Regions from separate parts of the Homo sapiens genome. Here regions 1 and 2 are each linked to region 3. A link is a loop called in an ENCODE intact Hi-C map of the cell type or tissue named here. Cell type or tissue: gastrocnemius medialis. All regions are shown on one strand. Links, peaks and the distances in the headings refer to the core of each region. The heading gives the core; the rest is flanking DNA. Region 1 holds the start of BTN2A1 (butyrophilin subfamily 2 member A1). Region 2 holds the start of TRQ-TTG3-1 (tRNA-Gln (anticodon TTG) 3-1). Region 3 holds the start of TRL-CAG1-7 (tRNA-Leu (anticodon CAG) 1-7).

Evidence for each region. Hi-C counts contacts between places; a loop is a spot of excess contacts. Peaks named below come from ENCODE experiments on the same cell type or tissue, not always from the same donor. Only the 100,000 strongest peaks of a DNase experiment are listed, where the experiment ranks them.
Region 1: it touches region 3 in a loop (3.0-fold over the local background); 27 of 110 quality-filtered maps call a loop at or near these places.
Region 2: a loop joins it to region 3, with 2.8 times the contacts of the local background. A loop is called at or near these places in 23 of 110 quality-filtered maps.

What each region holds. Positions count from the first base shown.
Region 1 is chr6:26,456,035-26,462,728 of GRCh38, forward strand. BTN2A1 (butyrophilin subfamily 2 member A1) reads left to right here and starts at 1,921. Exons shown (of 8, transcript NM_007049.5): 1 at 1,921-2,108; 2 at 2,573-2,684; 3 at 3,447-3,794. The coding sequence starts at 2,603. RefSeq lists enhancers at 1,532-1,791, 1,952-2,111. In gastrocnemius medialis, for the core only: no CTCF peak of the experiment used is centred there; DNase peaks (open chromatin) are centred at 1,877 and 2,257; H3K4me3 peaks cover 2,236 bases; H3K27ac peaks cover 2,052 bases.
Region 2 is chr6:26,308,892-26,315,683 of GRCh38, forward strand. TRQ-TTG3-1 (tRNA-Gln (anticodon TTG) 3-1) reads right to left here and starts at 2,376; the gene lies at 2,305-2,376. TRQ-TTG3-2 (tRNA-Gln (anticodon TTG) 3-2) reads right to left here and starts at 2,927; the gene lies at 2,856-2,927. It overlaps TRS-TGA3-1 (tRNA-Ser (anticodon TGA) 3-1), which reads right to left and starts at 3,786; the gene lies at 3,705-3,786. It overlaps TRX-CAT1-3 (tRNA-iMet (anticodon CAT) 1-3), which reads right to left and starts at 4,304; the gene lies at 4,233-4,304. RefSeq lists cis regulatory regions at 965-1,079, 2,168-2,387 and silencers at 2,374-2,423, 2,854-2,903, 3,605-3,844. In gastrocnemius medialis, for the core only: no CTCF peak of the experiment used is centred there; DNase peaks (open chromatin) are centred at 2,351, 3,740 and 4,300; H3K4me3 peaks cover 2,015 bases; H3K27ac peaks cover 4,048 bases.
Region 3 is chr6:26,518,116-26,524,907 of GRCh38, forward strand. It overlaps TRL-CAG1-7 (tRNA-Leu (anticodon CAG) 1-7), which reads left to right and starts at 3,093; the gene lies at 3,093-3,175. It overlaps HCG11 (HLA complex group 11), which reads left to right and starts at 3,591. Exons shown (of 1, transcript NR_026790.1): 1 at 3,591-6,792. LOC107986583 (a long non-coding RNA gene) reads right to left here. Exons shown (of 4, transcript XR_001744057.3): 1 at 3,394-6,792. It also overlaps the pseudogene RNU6-502P. RefSeq lists silencers at 2,697-3,296, 3,527-4,046. In gastrocnemius medialis, for the core only: a CTCF peak has its summit at 3,694; DNase peaks (open chromatin) are centred at 2,446, 2,866, 3,066 and 3,696; H3K4me3 peaks cover 2,781 bases; H3K27ac peaks cover 3,286 bases.

The DNA.
Region 1 (6,694 bases), core at 1-5,000, 63 kb before region 3:
AAGCTACCCCATCGTCAACTGATCCTCTTCCTTCTCAGAACACACACGTTTCCCTCTAGCTCAGATCAACTTTGGCAGAGGCTGAAGCCTGGCTTAGCTGGATGCTTCTGGCAAAAGGGCTACTTCAAAGCCCTGGGCCTTATTTCTTCAGGTAAAAAAATATAAAGTCAGATCTCATCCTGGCTGGCCATGCTGTTAGACCCTTTCATCCTTCTCTTCTGCCTCTTCTCAACAGCTGCCCAGTCCTGTTTGGAATTCATATACATACAGTTCTAATACTGATGTATTTACCCTCATAAGCCACTCAACCCAGAATCTTATTTGAATTATAATCCAGAAACATCAGGTGACGTGTGAGACTACTGTATGAGAAAGAGACAGTTTAAGGGTCAGTCCAATGGAAAAAAGAGTTCTCAGAGCTTTCTTTAGCTTATTCTCATCAAAGAGCTTTCTCTGCAGAAGGAACCTACTGGTTCCTCCTTTCCAGTCCTAGAAATCCTGACCTAGAGTGGCTTAATCCTGCTAGCACCTCTCTCTCGCACTCTGGTGCCAAATGACTCCAGGAACTGGGCCATGATGTGGTGGGAATGACCTTACCCTGAGCATGTCACTCATGCATTGAACAACAGCTAAGAGCAGAGCTTAGAGCTTAGAGCTGGGCCCTGTAAGGTGAGAGGAATCACATCCTGCAGAAGTCTGTCCTGAGAAGCAGGTACTCCTGTCACAGCAGAGACACAGTGGATACCTGAGTAACAATAATACAAGACAGGACGTGGGAACAGCAAAAGATTTGGGTGTCAGAAGAGGCCGAGAACACTTCAGGCAGGAACATTCAGAGTTGTTCTTGGAGGAAGTAGGCACGAAGGCTGGGCAGGATTTCACGGGGCAGAGATGGAGCAAGCAATTGAAATGAAAGCCATGGCATGGGAAAAGGAGCACTGGCCACAGGGAGTGCAACGTTGTGATGCAAGGCCACTGTGGAGCCATTGCTAGCGTATTAACTGCAAAGTTTTGAATTGAATCAGAAGGGAATTGGAGGCCTCCAGACTAAGCATTTAGACACTTGAGGGGAATATTGACAACTGGGCCTCGGGAAGATTATTCTGGAAGATATCTTTACAATTACAAGATTGGAGCCTTTGGGAGAGGGATGATGTTTACGGGAGGATGGTATGTGTGCTAGTGTGTGTGTCTGTGTGTGGCTCTTGGACCCAACCTGACCACCTACTATCTAGAAGGTGAAGGACAACTAGAAAGTTTTGCTCAATTCCATCTTCTGCCACCACCAGAATGCCACCTCCCTGAGGGAAAAGGTTTTTGATCCTCAGTCAGGATTCTCAGCACCTCTTATCCGATAGCTTTGGAATGAATGGCAAGGCCTTCATAACAGCCACTGCAACTGCTGTCTCCTTTCCTTTGCTACCCCTCCCGCTCCAGCCATGCCAGCTTCCCCCAAGCCCTCCTGCGCTCCAGGCCCAACCTCCAAAGCCAGCAACTTGAACAGGAGTCCTCTGGCTTTGGAAAGGGGGCGGCTTACGTTTTCCTGCTCATGTTTCCTCCCCAGCAAAATTGCCCTCTACATAGAGAGGCCTCTCCTTGTGGACACCAGCAAAGCCACCGACCTCAGTGACAAACCCCAGGGAATCTCCCCAAGGAATCTCAAAGCGAGAGAGAGAGAGAGAGTCTTGAGAGAGAAAGAGAGAGAGAGAGAGTCTTGCTTTCGAACAAAGAAAAAGGAAATAAAAAGACCCGATAATCTCAAAAGGTTATTTGCTGCTTGAAATTTGTGATTCGGTGTATTCTACCCAGCAACTGCTGAGAAATAAGGTTCGACACCATTGGCTGGTTCACTCACACCCGGCCAATCCTGGGCTCTAAAATACTTAGGGAACTCTTGGGACTGTGGAAGCCCAGGAGACCAGATTTCGTTTCCTGCATCTCCAAACATGGCGACCTAGGAGAAGGGGAAGAACAATTTTTTCTCCTCTTTTGGGAAGGTTTGTGTCTAGTAGTGCCTGTGCCCCTGGGCAGATTGGAGAGAAGAGGGACGACTGGAGAATCGTCGAGAACCAGCGGAGAAAAGAAAAAGCAACGTTTAATTCTAGAAGGTAGGAAACGGAGGGGAGGCGCTACAGCTCCGGGGTGGGCACAGTAGGTGGGGGAAGCGGGGTCTGCTGTGGACACGAGACGGGGTCCTGGGACAGGGAAAGCCCACCGGTGGGGAGGCGCGGCCTCGCCTGTCTTTGCCTCAGGCTGCCCGGCCTGGGTCGCGGGGAGGAGGAAGTGAAGGGAGGAGGGTGTGGTAGAATCCAGCGACAACTGAAGAAACTGCATTCTGGCCAGAGAAGTGAGCCGAGGAGGGCGGAAAAAGGCCCCCTTGATCTTGGCATTGATGGCTTACTTCATGGAATGTTTAAGGAATCCCTCTCTCGGGACATACCTGAGCCTTCGGATGCAGGGGACTCCCTGAAGTTGGGGCACTGATGAGACCTACTTGAGTGACGGGAGAGGTTGGGCCCGACCAGCACTGAGGTGCCAAGACTCCTAGGCTGATTCTCCTCTGTAACCCTAGGCCTCCTGTCCCTGCCTGCTCTGGGTGCTCATGGAATCAGCTGCTGCCCTGCACTTCTCCCGGCCAGCCTCCCTCCTCCTCCTCCTCCTCAGCCTGTGTGCACTGGTCTCAGGTAGGGATGTGTGCCACTTGCTGCTGTCACCTATCAGAAAGGAACATCAACCCTGTAGTCTGCAAAGGGAAAGAAAGAAGGACTGTGGAGTTGTTGACTTACCCTTTCATTCTGAACATGTTCATTGAATTTATACCAGCACTGTCCAAAAGGAATACAGTGAGGCACAAAGGCCGAGTGCATGTACAATTGCAAATTTTCAAAAAAAATTAAATTTTACTTTTTATTTTAAAAAGTAAAAAGAAACATGAAATAAATTTGTATACTATATTTTGTTTCGCCCCAAATAATCAAATACGAATATTTAAATACTTAGTTAATATACCATATTACCAATGAGATAGTCAACATTTTGAAATTTTAAATCTTCATAATCCTGTGTGTATTTTACACTTACAGCTCATTTCAGTTGGAACTAGCTAGTGGATATGTGTCCTATTGCACGGCTCAAGTTTACAGTACACTCAGGCACAGCACTAGATTGGGAAATCGAGGAAAATCCCCTCAAGGGCACAGGGTGGACAGAGGGTGCTCAGGGCAGGTTCCTCAGGGTTTCCTTCATGAAGCAGAAGCACACTTTATAGTTACTGCTCCCAGGGGTGCTGTCGACTAGCCACAGCTACTGGTCCCCAGATTTCTCAGCCCAAAGAGACCCTATGGCCATGGAAAAAATAAGTTTGTCCCTAGAATATCTGCTTCCTTTCTTGCCTTAGAGATGTGATGGCTGGTGTCTTTGTCTGACTCTACCCCTTTGTTGAACAGCCCAGTTTATTGTCGTGGGGCCCACTGATCCCATCTTGGCCACGGTTGGAGAAAACACTACGTTACGCTGCCATCTGTCACCCGAGAAAAATGCTGAGGACATGGAGGTGCGGTGGTTCCGGTCTCAGTTCTCCCCCGCAGTGTTTGTGTATAAAGGTGGCAGAGAGAGAACAGAGGAGCAGATGGAGGAGTACCGAGGAAGAACCACCTTTGTGAGCAAAGACATCAGCAGGGGCAGCGTGGCCCTGGTCATACACAACATCACAGCCCAGGAAAACGGCACCTACCGCTGTTACTTCCAAGAAGGCAGGTCCTACGATGAGGCCATCCTGCACCTCGTAGTGGCAGGTGCGTCGCTTCATTTTGCTTTGTTACTTTGGCACAGTGTGACTTTGGGGAAAGTTTCTCTCCTAACCTCAGGCCCATTGCAGACCAGCAAATTTTTGTCTGGACTCCCTTTTCCACTCTCCCTGTGGAAACGGAATTCCAGGGAAAAATCCTTCCTCCTGCACAAGGGACACATGAGTGGGTTTGCCCTGCTAAGCTAAGGGCTTCACTTCTTGAGAAGCACATGCAGAATTCAGCTGAGGCCGTGAGCAGGGGAAAATGGTCAGTCTCGGAAGAGAAGTCTTATACCTGCCTTAGGATTGAACTGTGCACTTCTTTTGGGTTTTTTTTTTCTTTTTGAGACAGAGTCTTGCTCTGTTGTACCCTCGCTGGCACGATCTTGTCTCACTGCAACCTCTGCCTCCCAGGTTGCACTTCTGAGAGTGAGAGGAGACACTGTCAATAATTGTTCCAAGACAACTGGAATAAACTGATTACCCAGAGAACTACAACATATCAAATCTTATTTCTTGATAAATATTAATCTTTACTTCATCTTTCCCAAAATGCTGATTGCAGAGAGAGTGACTTATTGTAAATAGATGGTTTTATTAAACCAAGACGAAATACAGAAGCAAAATTATATATAGTTCCTGCTAACTCCATAGAGAAAGACTACGAATTTTGCTGGGAGGTAATAGGGAAGCCTTCCACATAAAAATGCATTTAAACTGGGATTTCTAGGAATTTGTTAAAATGACATTAAGTGATTACTTCAGTTTTGGGGTTAGTGTATTATGCTTTAAAAGATATATTTGGGCTGGGCGTGGTGGCTCATACCTGTAATACGAGCACTTTGGGAGGCAGAGGCAGGTGGATTACTTGAGGCCAGGAGTTCGAGACCAGCCTGGCCAGCATGGTGCAACCCCATCTCTACTAAAAATACAGAAACATTAGCCAGGCTTTGTGGAGTGTGCCTGTAATCTGAGCTTCTTGGGAGGCTGAGGCACAAGAATTGCTTGAACCCAGGAGGCAGAGGTTGCAGGGAGCCGAGATCTTACCACATCACTCCAGCCTGGGCGACAGAGCAAGACTCTGTATCAAAAATTAAACAACAACAAAAAAGATATATTTGAGGACTGAAAAAGCCTTTAAGGTGCAGGATAATCTGTGGTGGCATTTCACTCCATCAGACCAGACAGAGGAGGTGAGGACTAGGGAATTGGGTCTTTCCCTGGGGGCCTCAAATCATAACAGGTAGGAGACCCCATCTTTGCTACACACAAAGGCAACCTTGCATCTGATTAAAGCAGAATATCATGGAAGGAGGGTTTCTTGACCCTGCATCATGACTGTGTTCATAGCAGCACTCCAGGGTTGACCAGTTATGGTTTCTGCGCGGCAGGAATCTGCCATTCTTTGCCTATAAAACTGACAGTGGCCTGGCCTTTCCCACTCTGAATTGGATTGCTTAGGACTTTTTGTTTGTTTGTTCATTGTATTCTCTTTGTTAGGTTGGTTGGTGGCTGATTTTGCCCTTAAATCTATTTTGTCATGCTTGCCTGTATTGAACCTCATAGAATGTTTTGAAGAATTTCGTTTTCCAATTTGCTGAGTTATTTTAATTCTTATTCCACTGAGCCTTTAAATGTACAAGTAGTTTTATCTCTTGATAAAAATTAAAGTGACCCTGGGCCGAGTGCAGTGATTCATGCCTGTAATCCTAGCATTTTGGGAGGCCAAGGCGGGTGGGTCATCCGAGGTCAGGCGCTGGAGACCAGCCTGGCCAACATGGTGAAACCCTGTCTTTACTAAAATTACAAAAAGTATCCAGGCATGGTGGCACATGCCTGTAGTCCCAGCTACTTGGGAGGCTGAGGCCAGAGAATCACTTGAATTCAGGTGGCCTAGGTTGCAATGAGCTGAGATCCTACCATTTCACTCTAGCCTGGGCTACAGAGCAAGACTCTGTCTAAAAAATAAATCAATAAATAAATAAATAAATAAAAATAAGCCTGGGCAACATGGCAAAATCCAGTCTCTACAAAAAGATACAAAAAAAAAGTAGCTGGGCATGGTGGCACATGCCTGTAGTCTCAGCTACTTGGGAGGCTGAGGTGGGAGGATCACCTGACCCTCAGAAATCGAGGATGCAGTGAGCCATGATCATGCTTCTGCATTCCAGCCCAGGCGATAGAGTGAGACTGTGTCAAAAAAAAAAATTTTTTTTTATTAAATTGAGCCAAAGCACCAGACTTAAGTTATTGATTTAATTTCCTGTCTTTGGTAAAATTCTTTGGGAGACTTTACAAAGGAATTACTCAGAAGAAGTTTAGATGGTCACACATGGCTGAAAGGTCTCCCAGGACCACGCTTTTGCAGCTCTTTCATACCTGGTGTTCACTCTTATGGAAGATTCATTTAAAGATGGATTGTAGTTAGGGTGAGTCTAGTTTCTTAGGATTTTTGGTGATGATCTCTGATATTGAAAAAGTGGTATGGTTATCTTAGTCCCTGGATCATCCAGATCTTTCTAATAAGTTGATGTTCTCCAAGTACTATAAGAAAATCACCCAGCCTGGGCAACATGTTAGCCAAGAATGGTGGAAAATGCCTGTAATCCTAGCTAGTTGGGAGACTGAAGCAGGAGGATCTCTTGAGCCCAGGAGTACAAGGCACAGTGAGCTATGATTTTGCCACTGCACTCCAACCTGGACAGCAGAGCTAAAACCCTGTCCCTAAAACAACAAAAGCAATACTGCCTAATGGATGGAGCCTCTGGGAGGTAAACAGTGTGAATTAGGATTAGAGTTGGATTTGCAGGCTAGATCTGTCAAGTCTCCTAAAAACCATCACCTCCTATGGGTGGTAGAAAGCGGTGGTTATGTGAAGTTCTGAACTAGACAGAAGGGTCAATGTCT
Region 2 (6,792 bases), core at 1,210-6,209, 210 kb before region 3:
ACTTCTGATATCCAAAACTGCAAAAAAACATTTAATTCACGTTGTCTTAGCCAGGGATGGTGGTGTGCACCTGCAGTCCTAGCTACTTGGGAGGCTGACAGGGAACGATTACTTGAACCCAGGAGTTTGAGGCTGCAATGAGCTATGATTGTGCCACTACAGTCCAGCCTGAGTGATAGTGTAAGACCCTATTTTAAAAAATAAATAGGCCGGATGCGGTGGCTCACGCCTGTAACCCCAGCACTTTGGGAGGTTGAGGCGGTCAGATCAAGGTCAGGAGGTCGAGACAAGCCTGGCCAACATAGTGAAACCCCGTCCCTACTAAAAGTACAAAAAATTAGCCGGGCTTTGTGGCGGGTGCCTGTAATCCCAGCTACTCAGGAGGCTGAGGCAGGAGAATGTCTTGAACCCGGGAGGTGGAGGTTGCAGTGAGATGAGATTGTGCCATTGCACTCCAGCCTGGGCGACAGAGCAAGACTCTGTCTCAAAAACAAATAAATAAATAACAAAAAATAAATTCATATTGTCTTAAACCACCAAATTTGTGGTAAGCAATAGGAAGCTAATAAAAAGCCACTAAGATAGTACCATGAATAGGGCTAAACAGGCAGAAAGAAGTCTACAGGGCTTTTTTCTGGAACAATTTTTAGAGGCCAGAGGAGTTCATGGAGCTCACTTTTGTTGTCATTGAGAGCCCTGGAGGATATGTTTTGAACTGTAGAGAGAGTCAACAGAAGGAATTTAGAGTCCCACCAACAGTTGGGATTTCTGTATTTGGAGTCCAGAGTGTTAACCGTTATACCATGGTATCTTTGTATAACAAAGGTTCTAGGGAAGACTTGTATACTATTGCATCTGGTCAGTTAACCTTTAAAATGGGCATAGATTCAATGTAAGGAACACTAATAGCTTCTCATAGGGAGAAAAATGCAGGTTCTCAGATGACTCAATTTGTGGTTTGCACATATTCATGCCCGAGTCCAGAGATAGCATAGAGAGCATTCGGAGTGAGCTCTGAAGAAGAAAAAAGTCATAGGTGGGGCCTCTGACACATGAACCTTTACTCATCCCAGCAGATGATTAACTTACAGTGGTCTAACTGACTTCAGGCTCCAGCAAAGCAAAGCAAAGCTTTCAAAAGAAGAGCTTCTAGGATACATGAGGGTGATGGGCAGTGGACAACTTTCAGTAGCCAGAGAAAAGAGCAAGAAGCGGGATGTTGCTCCAGAAAAGAAGTGCAAATATGTGAGACTATCTATACATGCCCAAGTGTGCTTCTCCATTTGGGTAAACTCAAGAGCAAGGTCACCAAAACTGAGACAGGTCCACTGAAATTTGAAGCCTAGGTGCTAGCCATTAAGTCACCAGGACATGGAAATTGAATCCCTACTGAAAGACTGATGTGTACTTTTAACATACCAGCTAATCTTTCAAATAATGTGGACAATGCATTAGCTTAAGGAGTTTGGATGGCGCCCCAACTGAGTACAAACGGCAGAGGCTCTAAGATGTGTACAACTGCAGTGCTGTGCAGTCCAAACATTTTAAGGACAGTGTTAGTGCTTAGAAGCAGATGGGACGCTTTAAATAGGCTCTAGAAAAGGAAGAAACTGAGATTGGGGGCTGTAAAACAAACTCTTAATCACTGGGGCCAAGATTCTAACTTACCAGAATCTGAGAAACTCTGGGCAAAAAGGCAAAAAGAGACATCAAGTAAAATAGGAGTAGGGCTAAAATTTCAGAGGTCAGTAGATAGAGACAGTTTTCTCTAGGACAGAGTGCCATGATGATTGGCAGCGCTTGCAGCCAAGTGGGTACACCTCGAAGGTGGGCTAATGATTTAAGAGAACCACAGAGGAACATTGACCAAGATGTTGCTAAAATCCCAAAGAGATTTGGACTCAAATTCCTGGATTCAGCATCCCGAGTGCTAACCGATATACTATGGGACCCTTACATGGGGCACTTGCTACTATAATTCTTATGTAAATCCTTGCATTTTGAGGGGCTTCCAAAGAAGAAAACATTCGCGGGAGGGACCTCTGACACATAAACCATTAAGCACCCTGAGCACTCAAATAACACCCTGGCTGCCTTTGGGAACTCAGGGAAGTGTGGATGCTAAGAGAAAAGACCAAGAATGTACAAGGACATGATACTACTCAGAAGCTAGAAATGACAGTCAGGAGTTACATGACACTTGCTAATCCGAAGAAGAAACCGTGAATGAGAAAGTAAATCCACAGATCGCTGTGTGTTGATGATTTAAGAGACGAACGAAGGATGGGTCACAAAAAGCAGGACAGGTCCCACCGAGATTTGAACTCGGATCGCTGGATTCAAAGTCCAGAGTGCTAACCATTACACCATGGGGCCGCCTTCCGCCACCAATTTCATGAATTTATAAAAATACTGATTACAGAGCATGTCTATTCGATGCAGTATTCTATTAATATTTATTAAATTAATACTATCTGCATCCCATGTAGCAGAAGCTCCAAGAGACTCACATGCACTACAAACCTATCTGGACCAAGTCCGTCTTAGAAACTGAAAAAACTTGAACCCGTTTGAGTATTGTTCAAAAAAGGAAAGAACTGAGGTCTGGTAGGTGAAAGACGTATCCTTAAACTTGCGTATGATAATTTAAATCCGAGGAACTCGCATCCAACAAGAGAGGAGGGGCAAGAGAGAACAGATGTGAAATTCCAGGTGAAAGATTAGAGGATGCTGTTCTGCAGGAAAGCATCGTGCTGCCGACTGGGATGGGATGTTAAGGTGCTTAAGTGATCAGGTGTACGCTCCTCTGGGTACAATGGTAATTTGAGAGAAAGAAAGAGCACTAAAAGTTTGGTAGGTCCCACCGAGATTTGAACTCGGATCGCTGGATTCAAAGTCCAGAGTGCTAACCATTACACCATGGGGCCAACAACACAGTAATCTCCTGACATATTTTTGATAACATGAATGTAGTACGTGGAATTGGTCTATTGAGAGTGCTGTTTACTTTGGCCTCTCAAAATAGGTGCATAGTCCCAGATTCCGAGAAAGTAACAAAACTGCTCCAGCAGGCAGAAAGCAAGAACAGAACTCACCTTTCCAAAAACTTGTTCTGATCTGCCCACGGAGATTATGAATAGGAGCGTTCCTTGATTAATCAGAACTTCGCATTTGCTGAAATTTTAGGTCACGATACTTTTTTCTACGTAAGGGTTTATAAAAGAAAATATCAACACTTAGACATCTCTTAAAACATCTTAGCAACAGTTTTGGAGATTCTCTATCTGGTGTTTCCTCTGCAATTCCGGCCTCTGAAAGTAGGATGACACGAGGGGAACCAGAAAGGATCTGTTTGAGATATTTATTCCATAAGTTAAAGGCAAGCACGGTTTTGGAAGTCAGACGTGAGCTGGATTTCAGATAGGGAGACAGCATTTCAAGAAGACTGAAAGGCAAAACAACTTGAGCGTTTTTCCATCATTTTTATAGCAGTGTCAGAAATTACTTGTGTTTTCAAGTGCTTTCCAATGTAACACTTCAAAAAATCTCTAAGTCTTGTTACACAAAAGAACTAAAATTATCTGGTTCCACTTTTATGGAGAAAGATAATAACAGGAAAATAAAAAGTACTACTCCATGTTATTCTGTGTGATTGCACAGGTAGTGCACCGGATTTCCTCTACCCGAGAGTAAAAAAAGCACGCCGTAGTCGGCAGGATTCGAACCTGCGCGGGGAGACCCCAATGGATTTCAAGTCCATCGCCTTAACCACTCGGCCACGACTACGTACCTCCTTCAACAACCTGGATATATTCCCATGAGGAATATATGTTTCTTTTCACAGACATCTTTAAATTTGTTTATTTTGACAAGGTAACAACTCTGGAATGTCTCTCATCCTGGTTAAAAAACAAAATCAAAATTTTAAAGATTTAGATATTGGCTAAAAGAGATATTGCAAATTGCAAGACTTGTCTGATGTAGGAAGTACGAAAGACTTTACGAGGGGGCCACACGCCAACCCCTAAATGGTCTCCAAACCTACGAAACTGGCTGAAAGCTCTCCACACCTAATTAGTAGGATTACAGATATTGAAGCCTACAAATGCGCATTTCCACCAGGATACCTTGTGGATTCTTACACGGGTCAGGTCCGCTGACGTTTAGCACGCCTACTTTAAAACCTCTTTTCTGTAGGGTCCTAGTCTTCAAGTAAAATATATGCGGCCATATAGCAGAGGATGGTTTCGATCCATCGACCTCTGGGTTATGGGCCCAGCACGCTTCCGCTGCGCCACTCTGCTGTCTCGACAGTCCGCTCCGCCACTCTGCTGTTTCAACATTACTCTTGTCAAGTATGTATTAGAGGCTACAATTTTCGGCATCTTCCTAATTTTAAATGATTTGTTGTCGTTTGCCAAATTATCCTGGAGAATGAGAAGTGCACACTGGCCATCCATATGGGGCTGCACGCCACTTCCAAACACCAGCGGTTTAGAATTCTTCCTCGATAAATTCGAATCAGCTGAGGTTGAAGTTCTCTAAAACGGAAGCATGTTTCGAGTTATGGGAAAACAAAGTGCAGGCTAATTGGCATAATTTATAAAGGTGAAATTATAAATGCTTGGGCAAATTTCAGCCATTCCTGGATACCGGAGGGAGTCGTTATTACTTCCAAACATTTTTTACTTGAGATTTTCATCGAAAATGTTCACAGGAAAAAAAAAATTACAGTTGCAGCGAGGAGGCAACAGAACCTAGAACTCCGCGCGGCAGGTGAGAATTCAACCACTTAACCACCGGTGCTAAACGTAGTTACATGGATTTGTTTTCTTTTACATCTATCATCATATCTCCCTTAAAAAAAGTGACAATGTATGTTCTCTGTCTATAATGTTTTAAAAATCCAGTCAAATATTATGTCTAAATATTCTGAGTAAACGTTTGAACATAGAAGTAAGTAAATACGTAAGAATATTTTTCAGAACGTTTGAACGTAGAAGTAAGCAGAAAGTCTGCTGATACGTGACCCTTGGAGACTTTCAAAGTGAAAAAGACACTCAAGCCTGTAATCCCAGCATTTTGGGAGGCCGAGGCGGGTGGATAGCTTGAAGTCAGGGGTTCGAGACCAGCCTGGCCAACAGGGTGACACCCTGTCTCTACTAAAAATACAAAAATTAGCCGGGCGTGGTGGCACGCGCCTGTAATCCCAGCTACTCGGGAGGCTGAGGCACAAGAATCACTTGAACCCGGGAGGAGAAGGTTGCAGTGAGCCGAGATGGCCCATCAAATGCACTCCAGCCTGGGTGACAAAGGTGGGAGGAGAGGGGAGGGAAGGGAAGGGAGAAAATTTGAGTTTCAGGAAGGAAATTAAGCTCATTCACTTGGCTGTTAACTGGAAGCCTCAGTTATGGCTTTTTTTTTTTTTTTTTTTGACGGAGTCTCGCTCTGTCGCCCAGACTGGAGTGCAGTGGCGCGATCTCTGTTTACTGCAACCTCTGCCTCCCGGGTTCAAGCAATTCTCCTGCCTTAGCCTCCTGAGTAGCTGGAATTACAGGCGCCCACCACCACGCCTGGCTAATTTTTTGTATTTTTAGTAGACACGGGGTTTCACCATGTTGGCCTGACCTCAGATGATCCACACGCCTCGGCCTCCCAAAGTGCTGGGATTACAGGCGTGAGCCACCGCGCCTGGCCATGGCCTTCTATTAAGAAGTTAATATGTGTTTCAAGAACTTCCTGGAATAAACAATAGGGTCCTAGAATAAATAAAATTTATTTGCAACTTTAGCTTCCTGGGCAAAGGTCTCTGGGAATGGTAAAGGTATGTTGATGAAAATAGTGGAATAGTAAAGTCATGTTAATATAGACAGTAAATTGGGCTGTGGCTCATACCTGTAATCCCAGCAGTTTGGGAGGCCGAGGCAGGAGGATCCCTTGAGGCCAGGAGGATCCTCTGAGGCCAGGAGTTCAAGATCAGCTGATGAATTGCCCAAGGTTATTTTTAAAAGGTGACTTCTACGTGTTAACTCTGCATCGTGTTGCAAAAACTCAACAATTACAGTTGAACTATCCAGTGCATCTTTCCTGATACAGAGTAATCTAAGTTTTATCTGTCATATATGAAAACAAACAAAACTACGTCTACCTAGTTTGTAGATCAGTATATAGGTTCTTTTCTCTGTCCTCTCACTCTTTTTTAAAATCATAGATAACTCTTATAATAGTCCAAAATCCTGCTTTGGTGTAGATAGTCTGTGATTTCCCCCCTAAATCCCACATTCTGCACTCTTGGCACTCACATTATCCAGTCAGAGGCCATCACTCTTATATCAATGCACTATATCTGGGTCAAGCATAGGCTTATCCTTGTAAATTTCATCCTTTTTCTTTATTATGAGTTGATATTGTCTGTCTTTTCCACTGGACTACTATTTCCTCCAGAGCAAAAACTCTGTGTGATGTATCTTTCTATGGAGCTGGCACAGAGTATATGTGCAGCAATTTTTTTAACATAATTTGTATATTTTCTTTTTTCAAAGAAAAACTTTTCATCTTAAAATATTTTAAAAATACAAGTCAGCAAAAAGCAAGCAAATTAAAATAATGTCTAATCCCACACCCAGAAATATTTACTCTTATTATTGTAGTATAATCATTAGCCATACGGCTTATACTGTATAATCTGACTAATCTATAATCACACATGGCGATTAATTGCTTAATACATCATTTGTCTATTTCAAGTGTCTTAAGCATCTTTCTATATCAGATATTCTTCAATATCACGTT
Region 3 (6,792 bases), core at 1,059-6,058:
ATTCTCCTGCCTCAGCCTCCCGAGTAGCTGGGATTACAGGTATGCATCACCACGCCTGGCTATTTTTGTATTTTTAGTAGAGATGGGGTTGAAACCCCCCATGTTGGCCAGGCTAGTCTTGAACTCCTGACCTCAGGTGATCCACCCGCCTTGGCCTCCCAAAGTGCTGGGATTACAGGCGTGAAGCCACCACGTCTGGCCTTCGTTTTGCTTTCTATATTTTTAACCATTTATTTATTTGAGATGGAATTTTGCTCTTGTTGCCCAGGCTGGAGTGCAATGGCACGATCTCGGCTCACTGCAACCTCCGCCTCCTGGATTCAAGCGATTCTCCTACCTCAGCCTTCCAAGTAGCTGGGATTACAAGCGTGTGCCACCACGCCTGGCTAATTTTTTTTTTTTTTTTAATTTTTAGTTGAGATGGGTTTACACCATGCTGGCTAGGCTGGTCTCGAACTCTTGACTTCACGTGATCCACCCGCCTCGGCCTCCCAAAATGGTGGGATTACAGGTGTGAGCCACTGCACCTGGCCATTTTCAACCTTTTATAAAACTATCTAGCCAGGGCAACATAATAACAAAACAATAAAAAACAGCCAGGCCAGCTGGTGTGTGCCTGTAGTCCTAGCTACTGTAATCCTTGCTCCTGTACTCCTCCTGGGAGTTCGAGGCTACAGTGAGCCAGGATCATGCTGCTACTCTCTAGCGCGGGCAACAGAGCCAGATCCCGTCTCAAAAAATACATACATGTATTGTTTCTAAATTGGGCTTTTCCTCCCCCACTTCTCTTTCTTTAGAGGGCAATTCTATTTTTCACTGGGGAACTAAGCTGGGATTTCTCATGAGGCCTAGAGACTGGAGTTAAAATAACTACTTTATTAGAGGTCTCAGCTTCTCTCCATTTTATTATTTTTTTTAATTTTTTATTCTTTTTTTAAAAAAATAGAATGCTCCCGTCGGGCTCAGTGGCTCACGCCTGTCATACCAGCACTTTGGGAGACTGAGATGAGTGGATCGCCTGAGGTCAGGAGTTCGAGACCAGCCTGGCCAACACAGTGAGACCCCCGTCTCTACTAAAAATACAAAAATTAGCCGGGCATGGTGGCGGGCGCCTGTAATCCCAGCTCCTAGGGAGGCTGAGGCAGGAGAATCGCTTAAACCCGGGAGGAGGAGGTTGCAGTGAGCCGAGATCGCGCCATTGCACTCCAGCCTGGACAACGAGAGCGAGACTTCGTCTCAAAAAGGAATGCTTCACAAATTTGCCTGTCATCCTTGTGCAAAGGCCATGCTAATCTTCTCTGCATTGCTCCAATTTTAGTGTAAGTGCTTGCCGAAGGGAGCACAGCTCTGTCCATTTTATTTCATGTTTCTTGGGCTCACTGCCCCATTATAGTGTAAGCCCTTCGATGGTGGAGCTTATTCTGTCTGTTTGTTTACTGTTGGATCACCAGCACCTAGAATGCTGCCTGGCACATAGTAGGTACCCAATAAATATTTCCTATATGTTGGATGAATTGCCTCTCTCCTCATCTCCAAAGTTGGTATCCACCACTACCCTGTGAAAAGAGCAGAGGTGACTGAATTTTAGAGGCCTTGCAGAGGACTTATTAAACACTTACTGTGGGACTCTATCCTCATAACTTTTTAATTTACTTATTTGTATTTTTAAAATCAACAAATAAAGATATATATATTTATGATGTACAAAATGATGTTTTGTTCTATGTGTACATTGTGGGAAGGCTAAATCAAGCTAATTAACATATCCATTACATCACATACTTATCTTTTTCTTTTTGTGGCAAGAACATTTAAAATCCACTCTCTTAGCAATTTTCAAGTATTCAATAACGTTGTTATTAACTATAGTCACCATGTTGGACATAGCAAAACTTCTGAATCGGTAGGCCTGAGAAGAACAGAATTTGCCTCTAATTGATTCCCTGGAGATGGGGATTTAATGCTTAATTTAAGGGATTAAACATTGTATTCTATCAATTGAACTCACGATGAAAGTATTATAGGTGTCTAAGAAAGCTGTTTCTAATGTCCACAGAAGCAAAATGACTTATCTAAGATTCTCCAGGTAGTGACCAGTTCTAGTTCTGTCTGAAATTCGTACTCAGGTCCCCTGACTTCCAGTCAGTGATATTCCGACCATGGCATCCTGACTGCTAACCCTTGCTAACAAAATTTGAAGTAGGTCACCTCTGACCTTTGTTTATGTTTAGAAAAGTTGTTGTGCTCAAGGCCTTCTATCAAGTACCCGCTGCGCCAGGTTTAGTAAAATACATAAGCTACTCCCCATTTTTGTTGTTGCTGTTTTTGCTTTTGCTTTTTAAAGTTTTTATTACAGTATAACATCCACACCGAAAAGTGCGCAAATCCTCCATAAACTCCGACAGAGAGGCAAGACAAGCCAGGCTTCCCACGCTCCTGTCCCCTCCACCGGCCCTGCCAAGGGTAACCACGTGCTGGGAGATTTGCAGCACAACGCAAAGGAGAAGGATTAGCGAGCACCTTGTTCCAGCAAAAACTGGAGCAAGCCTAAAACTTCCTGGGAATTAAGTGTAAATTTAAGCCAGGTATTCTAGTAATGTTGAGTTCAACAGGATTGCCATTATTTTAACTAGAATTCAGTTGAGAGCAGAGCGCCATCGCCGTCTTCCGCCTTAGTCACTCGGCCCTGGGCTGGCTCACGCCCGCCCCGCCCCCTCCCCGCCCCTCCCACGCCCGCCCCGCCCCTCCCACGCCCCCGCCCCCGTCCCGCTCCCCCTACCCCGACCCGCCCTCCCTCGCCCGCCGCCCCACCCGCCGCAGCCCTCCCCGCGCAGCCTGGGAGTGACTCGGCGTTCACTCGGGAGACGCCGCTCTGTGGCCCGGACAACCGGTCCTATGCAGCGCCGTCCGAGGCAGTTCGCGGAGAGGCGGCTTACCTTTTAACCCAGGAATGCCCATATCTTGAGAAAAAGAACAACAAGGGGGTGGGCGGGGGTGGGGACATGGGGTAGGGGGGCGGCTGGTGGATGGGGAACTAATAGCGTTTAGACAAGAGACAGAAGTGAGTCCTGAGCACAATGTAGCATAAGCGCGTCAGGATGGCCGAGCGGTCTAAGGCGCTGCGTTCAGGTCGCAGTCTCCCCTGGAGGCGTGGGTTCGAATCCCACTCCTGACAGTTCGTACTTTTAGTATTTAGACACAAATCGAGTTTAAGTTTACGCTACGTTTTCCTACCTGCTCTTTGTGACATGGTCTTCTCTCTTTTTAAAAAATAAATTTTCCGAGTTCCGGAATAAAAGCACTCTTTGTTTTTATTAGCCACTCCAAGGACAGCAAAAAGTACTCTGTACTCCGAAAATAATTTCAGAACCTACCGGTGTTTTGAAATCTCACCTCCTTTTTCCGTTTCTCCTCTGTCTCTAGTTGTCTTTCCCTCTCCCTCCTTCACAGGCAGAGTTGAATAAATGTTACTCTTCAGTTCATGGCTCATTACATTACTGCAGGGCTCCTCTTTATTTAGTTATAGTTATCTTTTTAATTCCATTTCTTCAGTCTCATTCCCCACCTCATCCTTACTCCCCGTAAGAAATCACTGCAAGAGTTCCGGTCTGGCAGAGAGCGCGGAGAGACGCAGAGCGCGGGCCGCTCCTCCAGGGCGCTCCAGGCCCTCCGGCCCCGGGTCGGCGGGTGAGCTAGGGGGCGCCCCGGGACAGGCCGCGCCCTCTGCCCTGCAGATACCGGAGGCCTCTGCTGTGGCTGCCCACTGGCTGGGCCCAGGCCTTGAAGCGGTGGCGAACGTCTCTTCCCTACCCTACCTCGGTGACTGATGGCGGCGGCGGCCTCTCCCAGTCCGGACCCTGCCGGCCGTCGGGTCTCCCGGCCCAAGCCTGCCGGGCCTGGACGAAACCCCCGCCGAGCAGCCTGGACGCAGCGCCTTTGGGTGGCGGCGGGAGTAGCGTGCCGGGAAGCATGGCGGCCGCTCGAACGCCGCGCGGCGGAGGGCGTTAGGGCATGGAGGGCCCGGGAAGGCGGCCTAGGGACGCAGGCAGGCTCGGCCGCCTCTTCAGGCCACGGAGCCGCCAGATCTGGGTCCCGGGTGACCACTCTGTCGCCATTGGGCGAGACCTACCTAGTCCTAACGACAACGGACAAAGGCCTTAACGGGCCTGGGAGGTGAGCGAAGTCCCGAACGACGACGGGTGGAACGGTTAGCGGCGATCGGGCGGTTGGTCTCCGTACTACCAGACCTTGCTGTCGGAAGAGACAAATGGTAGAATGACAGGCCACGTTTGGCCCGTTGGAAATGCCCTCCATCCTCTGGGAAGATTCACAGGCCGTTTACGGAAGGCCTGTGTATATAATATGAAAAAGCTGCTCTCAACTCCACCCCAACCTTTTAATAGAAAACATTTGTCACATCTAGCCCTTCTAGATGGAAAGAGGTTGCCGACGTATGATAGAGTTAGAAAGTCACACATCTTGTAAATTCTCATTTGTTTAAAAGAAATCATAGAAAATACATGTCTTCCGGAGTTGACTTTTGGAAACTGAGTTGTTAGACGGCCTCTAGAAGCGATACGTTCACGTTTGTTCAGTGGGTTAGATGACATGGAGCTCGAAGACCTGAGAAGGAAAAAAAGAAGGTTCTATGCTAGACTGGTCATATTTAGAAGACATTTTCATATTCTATCCATTGTTTTGTGTGCATTCGCTTCCTCACTACTATGTATGTAGTTGACAATGCTAAGCTTTTTTGAAATGTCTATTCTTTTTAGATATTCTGAAGTGTCTGATATATGTTAAAATTAGAGGTAGTAAAACCACATTTTGTAAATATCTTTTTGTTACAATTCATAGAAATGTTGTTTTTTGGGGGGAATGGCCAAATCACCTGTTGAGTAATACTCATTGTGTTTGTGCAGTAGTTCAGGGGAGGAGAGAGGAGGGGGAGGTGCAGAGAGCTCTATGCCATCCTGCTTACAGCGAGGCAAGATGAATCACTATGTCTGTGCATTTTGTTTTATCTATGTATATAATGTACATAAAGGACAAACGAGTCCTAATTTACAACATCTAGTCTTTCTGGATGTTAAAGAGGTTGCCAGTGTATAACAAAACTAGAGTTAGTAAACTAATATATTTTGTACATTTTGTTTTACAAGTCCTAGGAAAGACTGTCTTCTGAAAATTTGAGCATTCTTGCCCACTGGGTTGATGGAGATGGGAAGGGTTCTAGGCCAGAATGTTCACATTTGGAAGACTCTTTCAAATTATAACTGTTGTTACATGTTTGCAGTTTATTCGAGACTGCTGTGTACATACATAGTGGACAAATTAACTCCTTACTTGAAACATTTAGACTATCTAGATGTTTAGAAGTGCCCGATGTATATTAAATGTAGAGGTAGTAAAATACCAATTTGTAAATATCTTTTTGCTAAAATTCATAGGAAATACTTTTGGAAGTTGAATTGTGAAGCCACCTTTGTGAGCAGTATATTACTGTCTATACTTGCTCAATGGTTTAGAGGAGGTGGGAGGGAAGAAATTGCAAAAGATAATATGCTAGTGTGTTCATACTTGGACATTTTCAGACACCATTTTTCTGTATGTTTTGTGCATTTTGTTTTGCTCTGTATATAGTGTATATAATGGACAAATAGTCTTAATTTTTTAACATCTAGAGGTTGCCAGTGTATGACAAAGTAGTAAAATTAGCATATTTTGTATGCTTTGTGTTGAAATTCATAGGAAAACTTGTCTTCTGTAATTGACTTTTGCATAGGAATTTGTTCAGCCATCTCTAAGCATTACACATGCGTGTACTTGTCCACTGAATTGAAGGCAGAGAAGGAAGAGAAGAGGGAATGATTCAAGGCCAAAATGGTCACATTTAGAAGATACCTTAGATGATAACCATTGTTATGTGTGTGCAGTTTTATTTAACAGTGCCGTGTACATGGTGGACAGGCTATGAAATATCTAGTCTTTAGATATTTGGAAGTGCTTGATGTATTTTAAAGTAGTAGTAGTAGAATAACACTTTTTGTAAATAGCTTTTAAAAACTGATGGGAAATGCTGTTTGGAAGTGGATTTGTTGAACCACCTGGGAGGTGGGAGGGAAAAAATTGCAAAAGGTGTTTTGCCATTGTTTATTAGAAAATTTCAGCTTAATCCATTGCCTATATGTTACAAGCATTTCATTTAACTTTGCTATACTGTATATATTGTGTATATACTGGACAAATGAGTCCTGATTTTATAATATCTAGTCTGTAGCTATTAAAGAGGTTGCCAGTGTATGACAAAAGTAGTTAGTAAACTAACGCATTTTGTACACTTTGTTAAAATTCATAGAGAGGCTGTCTTCTGAAAAGGACTTTTTGGAAGTGAAATGATAACATCAGCTCGAAGTGACACATGTGCTTATATCCACCAGGTTGGTGGTGGAGAGGAGTTGGAAGGAATGAAGGGTTCTAGACCAGAATGTTCCTATTTAGAAGACACTTTCAGATATAACCATTGTTACATGTGTGTAGTTTATTCAACAGTGCTATGTATATAGTGGACACACTTAAGTCCTTATTTGAAATATCTAGTCTTTCTAGATGTTTAGAAGTGCACAAAGCATGTTAAAAGTAGAGGTAGTAAGTAACACATTTTGTAGTTATTTTGATATGAAATATTGTCTTGGAAATTGATCAATTCTCTGAGAAGTACACGTTATGATATTTGTGCTGGTTCAGGGGGAAGAAGGAGCACAAAGTTCAAAGGGCTTTCTACCAGTGTCC